Linked DNA regions of Mus musculus: region 2 is linked to region 1. The links are chromatin contacts, found by POLR2A ChIA-PET in ENCODE. All regions are on one chromosome and are shown on one strand. The core of a region is the stretch at or near the end of the contact, and the rest is flanking DNA. Distances in the headings are between cores, read along the strand shown. Region 1 holds the start of Raf1 (v-raf-leukemia viral oncogene 1). Region 2 holds the start of Mbd4 (methyl-CpG binding domain protein 4).

Region 1 (3,239 bases), core at 493-2,992:
TCAGGTGCTTTCTATAATCTGCCAATTTCTGTCTGTTTGGGGAATGTGTTAACCTTAGAAATAGCTGCAAGAGTATCTCCAAATAGGAACCAGTGATCAAGCAAGCACAAAACATTTTCTATCAATTACCAAAACTGGTTAGCAAGACTTAACAAGGTAAATTTTGTTCACTACCATAGCGGGAGGGGAGCAAAGCAGTAACCAGCAAGAACTAAACATTCACAACATGAAGTTAATTAATAAATGAACTAGTTCATTACTATCCATCACACAGACCCTTCACAAGCGATCAATTTTTCCTTTTGAACCCTGACGTCTGTCTTCCTGCACCCCACATTTACTAGCTGCTCCCCCAAATCATCCCAACTCCCGCAGGCTATGCCTCTGAGCCTTGGTGCCAGCTGTTCCCTCCGCCGACAATGTCCTCCCCTCTGCCTCACCTGGCGGAACAGTCCTTCAAACTCCGCGCAGAAGCAAGCAAGGAACCTCAGGGCTTCTCGACTCTGCACCTAACTGTTCTAAATCCCAAGAACACTTGGGAAAACAAGCCTTATCACCTCCGGTTGTTTTCACGCCCCAGGAGCTGAGTCTCCAACGACCCCACAGGACGCATTGCAGGCATTCAGACGTGCCCTGAATTCATTCCCCACTTCTATACACAGACCTGGCCCATTCCCCAGGACCCAGTTACGTCTCAACCGGGAAAGAAGAGATTCGACTGTCCCTCCTAACAAAGAATGAAAACCAGAGGCACACCCTGGGCCCTGGAGAGAGAACAATGAATGAACACGGTCACCTCGTTTGTGTCCCAACTCTGCATCCATGCACCGGCTCTGCAAAAGCCTGGGAGGTTGTCGCTTCACACAAAAGGCAGCCTGGCTCCCGATCGCGAGCATCCCGGGCCACCCATTTGGAAGCCCCAGGCGAGGTCGCAAGCCTTTGAGGCGGGACCCTGACCGGTTTCTCTCGCTGCCTTCCCCGATTCCTCTTGTCTTCCCTAAAAGGGTGTCACTTAAGCGAAGCAGCCCGAGAGGAGGTGCAAGGCCGGGCTCCCCCCACTTCTGCAGCCCGAGAGAAAAAAGAACGAGCCCATCCCAGTGACAACACAGTCACTGGGCAGCTCTGGGAGGATTTTTTTTCCCCCATTGCCAAAATATGAGGAATGCTCGCTGGGCACCGGAGTGGCGCTGGCACGTTTCCGAGAAACACTGGGAAATCTGAGCAGGGGTGTGGAAACTGGCTCGCCGGCCATGACACCCGGCCCGCGCCCGGCCCGCCACCAGGATGACAGCGGCCTGGCCGACCCTGCGCCCCACGGTCGCACCGTCAGCCCTGTGGCCTACCTGAGGGAGCCGGGCAGTGCCGGGTCCCGTCGTGCAGCGGCAGCGGTGGTTGAGAGAACGCGTTGGTTGCGGTCACATTCGGCGTGTCCCCAGCCCGGGGGACGGGGCCCCGGGGAGGCCCCGCATCGCTGCACTAGCGCCCCGCGCCTCAGGGCACGCGCCCCAAAGCTCGGCCAGCTGGCCCGTCCGAGGGCCTGCGGAGAACAACAGAGAAGCCTTCCCGCCTCAAGTCCGCTCGGCTCTAACTCCCGCCATCCAAGATGGCGGCACCAGCACCCGCGAAGAAGACGCTCTCAGGCTATCCCGGGCGAGCTAGCCCTGCGCTCGACACTCGTCTCCACGACCTGCGGCGCCGCCGGGCTCACTGCCTCTGCGCGAGCTCCTGGGCTCGGCAGTCCGCTTAAAACTCGGCTCGGGGATCTATCGCTCGAGCCTGGAATGTGGCCCCGCCTCCGGGGGCGTGGCCTCGCGGTCCTGCGGCCGCCATTTCGGGGTTGACTCCGTGGTAGCAGAGTGACTGTTTCTGGTTGGAGGCCAGTGGTATTGGGCTGCAGCCGCGGTCCGGCCACCCGCGAGGCCCTCAGCGGGCCAGACGCGCCTGGTGACACACGGCACAGGGCTCCAGCTCTGGTGCTTCCTCTCCGAAGTTGACATCCGTGGAGAATGGCGGCCTAGGGGTTTTGTGGGAAAGCCCTCATGCTATGTGAAACCTCAGGTTCCTCATTTGTAGATGGAGTGTTCGCTGTAGTACACCAAGTTGACCAAAAACTAAAAGTATGGTGTTGCACACCTGTAATGCCAGCGCTTGGAAAGTGAGGGCAAGAGGGTCGGGAGTTCACGGTCATATGAGCTGCATGAGACCCTGTCTCAAAAAAGAAAAAAAAATTAAAATTGATGCGACAATATGGCCCACCGTAAACTGAAGCCTGTTGTGCGTCTTCGTACAGCCCCCGTGGAATAGACACCTGGAGGGCAATGTGTATTGTCAATTGTGCTTTTTTTTTTTTTTCCCCTCTTTGAAATAGGTTCTCAATTTTATTTATTTATTGTGGTTTTTCGAGACAGGGTTTCTTTGTCTAACAGCCCTGTCTGTCCTGGAACTCACTTTGTAAACCAGGCTGGCCTCGAGCTCAAAGAGATCGCTCTGCCTCTGCCTCTTGAGTGCTGGGATTAAAAGCATGTGCCAGATTCCCTCTTAATTTGAGGCTGGCCTCAGACTCTGGTTCTCCTACCTCTGTGTAAGTATTTTCCAAGTAGCCATTTGGGGACCCGCAAGGTGACTCAGAGAGTAAAAAGTGTGCAGAGTAAAACCTGATGGAAGAGAGAACAGGCTCCTGAAAGTTATCCTCTGACCTCCATTCGAACCCGGTGCTACGTGCGCAACCTGCAACCGCATTTACAAATACACAGACAAGTTTTTTTTTGTTTTTTTTAAGTAACCATTTATAAGTAAACATCTTTTGGCATTTAGTGCGTTCACAGTATTGTGTAACCACAACTTTGGTTCCAAAACATTTCCATTACTCTGAAATAAAATTACCCACTAAGCAGTTTAGTTTCTCACTAGCTCCCACCCAGAGCAACCACCAATACTCATTTTGCTACTACAGACCTGACTTCTAGATTATCTTGTGTGCGTGGATACTTATAAAGTATGGGGCCCTTTATGATTTAAGTCTTTTCACTTAGCCTGTTTCCGAGTTCATCTGTAACACATGTGTGCTAATACTTCACTCCTCTTTAGAGCTAAACTATTTCATCAGAAGTTTACACCAGATTTTCTGTCTAGGATAACCATGGAAATTTAGGTTCTTTCCATCTTTTGGCTTTTGTATTGGTTACTTTTCTGGTTTCTGTGACAAGATAATGGACAAATGCAGGGTTAAAAAAAAGGGG
Region 2 (3,239 bases), core at 193-2,692, 180 kb after region 1:
AGAATTTATTTATTCTTATTTATGAGCACCATGAAGGTGCTGAGGCCTGAATGGACTTAGATCCCCTGGAGCCAAGTTATAGATGGATGTGAGCCTCTGCTGTGGGTGCTGGGAACCAAACCCAGGTCCTACAGAAGAGCAGTAAGTGCTTTAAACAATTGAACTATCTCTCCAGTGTTTAGTACAGTGTATTTTAATCACTAAACTATACATTTTAAAAGTGAGGGGTTGGAGAGATAGCTCAGTGGTTAAGAGCACATATTCCAGGAGACTCCGTACCCACATCAGGCAGCTTATAACACCCTGCCTGCAACTCCAGCGCCAGTGAACCTGACACCTCCTCTGGTCTCCACCAACACCTACGTATATAGACAAACACATAAAGAAAAAAAAGTGGGTCTCTAGAGAGACCTTCTAACCCAACCTACTTTCTACAAATAGGGAAATAGGGACACTAAGCAAGACCTAGAGACTAACCACAATTAGAACCATGGCATTCTTAGATGGAATTTGGCGTTAGGTATCAGCTAGAAGGATCTTATAGGGAGACAAGGTAACTGAAACCTGAGGGAATCCCTACAAAACTGTTAGGTTAACAAAATGGGTCAAAACCCCAGCTCGCTACTTATTATTAGCTGATCTTCCAAAGAGAAAGTCACTTTGAGCTCAAAATCTCCGTTCTCCATCTGTAAAAAGGAAGTAGCATTAAAAAAAAAAAAGTTTTGTTGTTTGCTTTTGAGCCGGGAATCTTATGTACCATAGGCTAGCTTTGAACCCACGACGTACCAGAGACTCATCTTCAACTTCTGATCCTCCTGCCTCCACAGGCAGACGCCGCCAAGCCCGGATATTCGGTGCTGTCGCTCGAACCCTCGGCTTTGTGTTTACTACGTAAACACTACCAACTTAGTTAAATGCCCAGCCCTTAAAAGTGTTTGAGCGCCCAAGTTTTGGGACATGCAAATACGTGCATCATTTTAGCCCGGACACAACAGTAGCTTCCTCTGTGACTTGTCATAGGGCTATTTCTGAGGGTCCCTTCCGGCCCAGGCTAACCTGCTTGCATCACAAAACCTCCCTTGTCCTCCAAGCTCCCCAGTCAGTTCGGCCAAGGAATCGGGTACACCCTAGTCTTGTTCCCACAGGGCGACAGCTCTAGGTGCCACCTTGTGTTAAAGGTTAGGAAGACCCACACAAGAGCGACTCCTCTGAGGCCCGAGAGAGGTTTAATAACTTGCCAGCGATCCCAAGGCGGGTCTGGAACTAGGCTCTCTCCACGGACTCTGTTGTCCCCAAGGTTTGGGCTCTCCATCCCTGCTGCTTTGGTCCACTGGGGCGCAGCTGCAGCTCCAGGCCGAGAGGTGGAGTAAAACACAACTCAAACCACTGAGCCGAATCCAAACACCGACGTGAAAGTCAATCAACCCACACAGCAGCCTTCCCGCCACCGCTTCAGCTACAGATGCCACAGCCAGGGTCCCGCCAATCAAACCCTCTGTCGTCAAGACTCCCCGCCCCACCCACCTTTCCGGACCAATCGCTCGTGTCATACTTACGCTTCCGCCTCCTGCGTCCCTACGCGCCCGGCGCTTCGGCGGAGGAGGTGGGCTCCCTTTTGTACATGCGCACTTGGAGCTTTGGGAAACTCATGCGCGGTTCATTGCGCATGTGCGTTGCTAAGGGTAGCGCAGGTAGCTGAAGTGGTTTGTGGAAAGAAGCCTGTTGCTGCCGAGGCTGGGAGGAGGGGCCCGAAGCGTGAGGGAAACGGCGATGAGGGCCGTGTTGACGTGGAGAGACAAAGCGGAGCAGTGGTGAGGAGCGGGAACTTCGGGGATGGCGGGGAGGCGGCAGGAACCGGCGCATTGCCATGGCAACGGGCCTGCGGCCTGGACCGAGGACTCTGATTCCGTGCCTTCAACTTCCCAATGGAAGAGAAGCTGAGATTCCTGGAGGGGCATAGGGATCATCTGAGGGAGGCTGGAGCAGTTTATACGTCATCATCATCCAATTTCACTTCTCTCTTCTCAAAATTCCTCACCCACCAGTGTTTTCTCAGCTTCCTAACCATCCTCAAAGTGCCCACACTTTTGTTTATCTGACATTCTTTAAATTTCTCCTGTTTTTGTTGGTTTGTTTTTGAGATAGAGCCTCACTTTAAAGCTCTGGTTGGTCTGGAATGCACTATGTTGACCAAGCTGGCGTTGAACTCACAAAGATACATATGCTTCTAGCTCCCCAGTGCCGGGATTAAAAATTTTCGAGCAGGAACAAACAAAACGGTGTGAGTAACTTGCATCTCGGTTCTGAGCATTTCCACCTGAGCTGAGATCTACTGTGTCTGAAACAGGACATTTCCATGTACGGTCAGAGAAACATGTAAGATGCGATCAAGTCAAGACATCTCTTGATTGGGAAGTTTGAGGAGTATTTTCAAAATTAGTACTTAAGAGTGAGCTTAATTTAAAGCTTAATTTTAAATACTGAGGATTAAGGCTTAGTATTTAAGAGCACTTTGGATAAGTTCCAGGACAGTCAAGTCTACACATAGAAACCCTGTCTTTAAAAACAAAAACAAACGAACAAAAAAGAAAAAGAAAAAAATATATAGTAAAAAAAAATATTGGGCTGGAGAGATGGCTCAGAGGTTGAGAGAACTGTCTGCTCTTCAAGCGGTTCTGAGTTCAAGTCTCAGCAACCACATGATGGCTCACAACCATCTATAATGACATCTGGTGCCCTCTTCTGGCCAGCAGGTGTATATGCAGGAAGAATGCTGTATACATGATAAATAAATCTTTAAAAAAAAATCAAAAAGTGTTTTAAAAAGAGAGAATGACAATAGAATGACTCTGTCATCTTAATTAATTTGGTATGATTTGATATCCTATTCTATTTTGTCATTAAAATCCACCAGCCAGGAACACATTTCAGGAAATTCTGGCTTGACTAATTCTCAGCTTGACTCAGAGTCTTCTTAGATGGTCTGGTCTGTTCCCCACCACTGTCTGTCCTGAGACTTTTCCTTGTGAGACCTTTCCTGAGATCCTGAACGTCCCTCAAGGCTGGCTTTGGAGGAACTTGCACAAAGAGCAGCTAGTGCTGACATGATTCCAACACTAGCTAAGACCTTGTGCCCTTTACCTCAGTGTCTCTTCACAGCAGCTCTAGGTAGGTACTGTCATTATCTCCACTTTACAGATGAGAAAACTGACTTATAGAGAGGGCAGATAGGTACACAT

What was found. ChIA-PET counts read pairs that join two places held with the same protein, here RNA polymerase II (POLR2A).
Region 2: POLR2A ChIA-PET joins it to region 1 with 15 read pairs in embryonic stem cell. The contact joins the promoter of Mbd4 here to the promoter of Raf1 in region 1. POLR2A ChIA-PET finds 5 or more read pairs at or near these places in 3 of 5 experiments (Patski and embryonic stem cell).

Annotation. Positions count from the first base shown.
Region 1 is chr6:115,674,893-115,678,131 of GRCm38, forward strand. Raf1 (v-raf-leukemia viral oncogene 1) reads right to left here and starts at 1,743. Exons shown (of 17, transcript NM_029780.4): 1 at 1,344-1,743. It overlaps D830050J10Rik (RIKEN cDNA D830050J10 gene), which reads left to right and starts at 1,076. Exons shown (of 1, transcript NR_152134.1): 1 at 1,076-3,239.
Region 2 is chr6:115,851,899-115,855,137 of GRCm38, forward strand. Mbd4 (methyl-CpG binding domain protein 4) reads right to left here and starts at 1,443. Exons shown (of 8, transcript NM_010774.2): 1 at 1,239-1,443. The coding sequence starts at 1,312. It overlaps Ift122 (intraflagellar transport 122), which reads left to right and starts at 1,630. Exons shown (of 29, transcript NM_001167763.1): 1 at 1,630-1,811. The coding sequence starts at 1,771.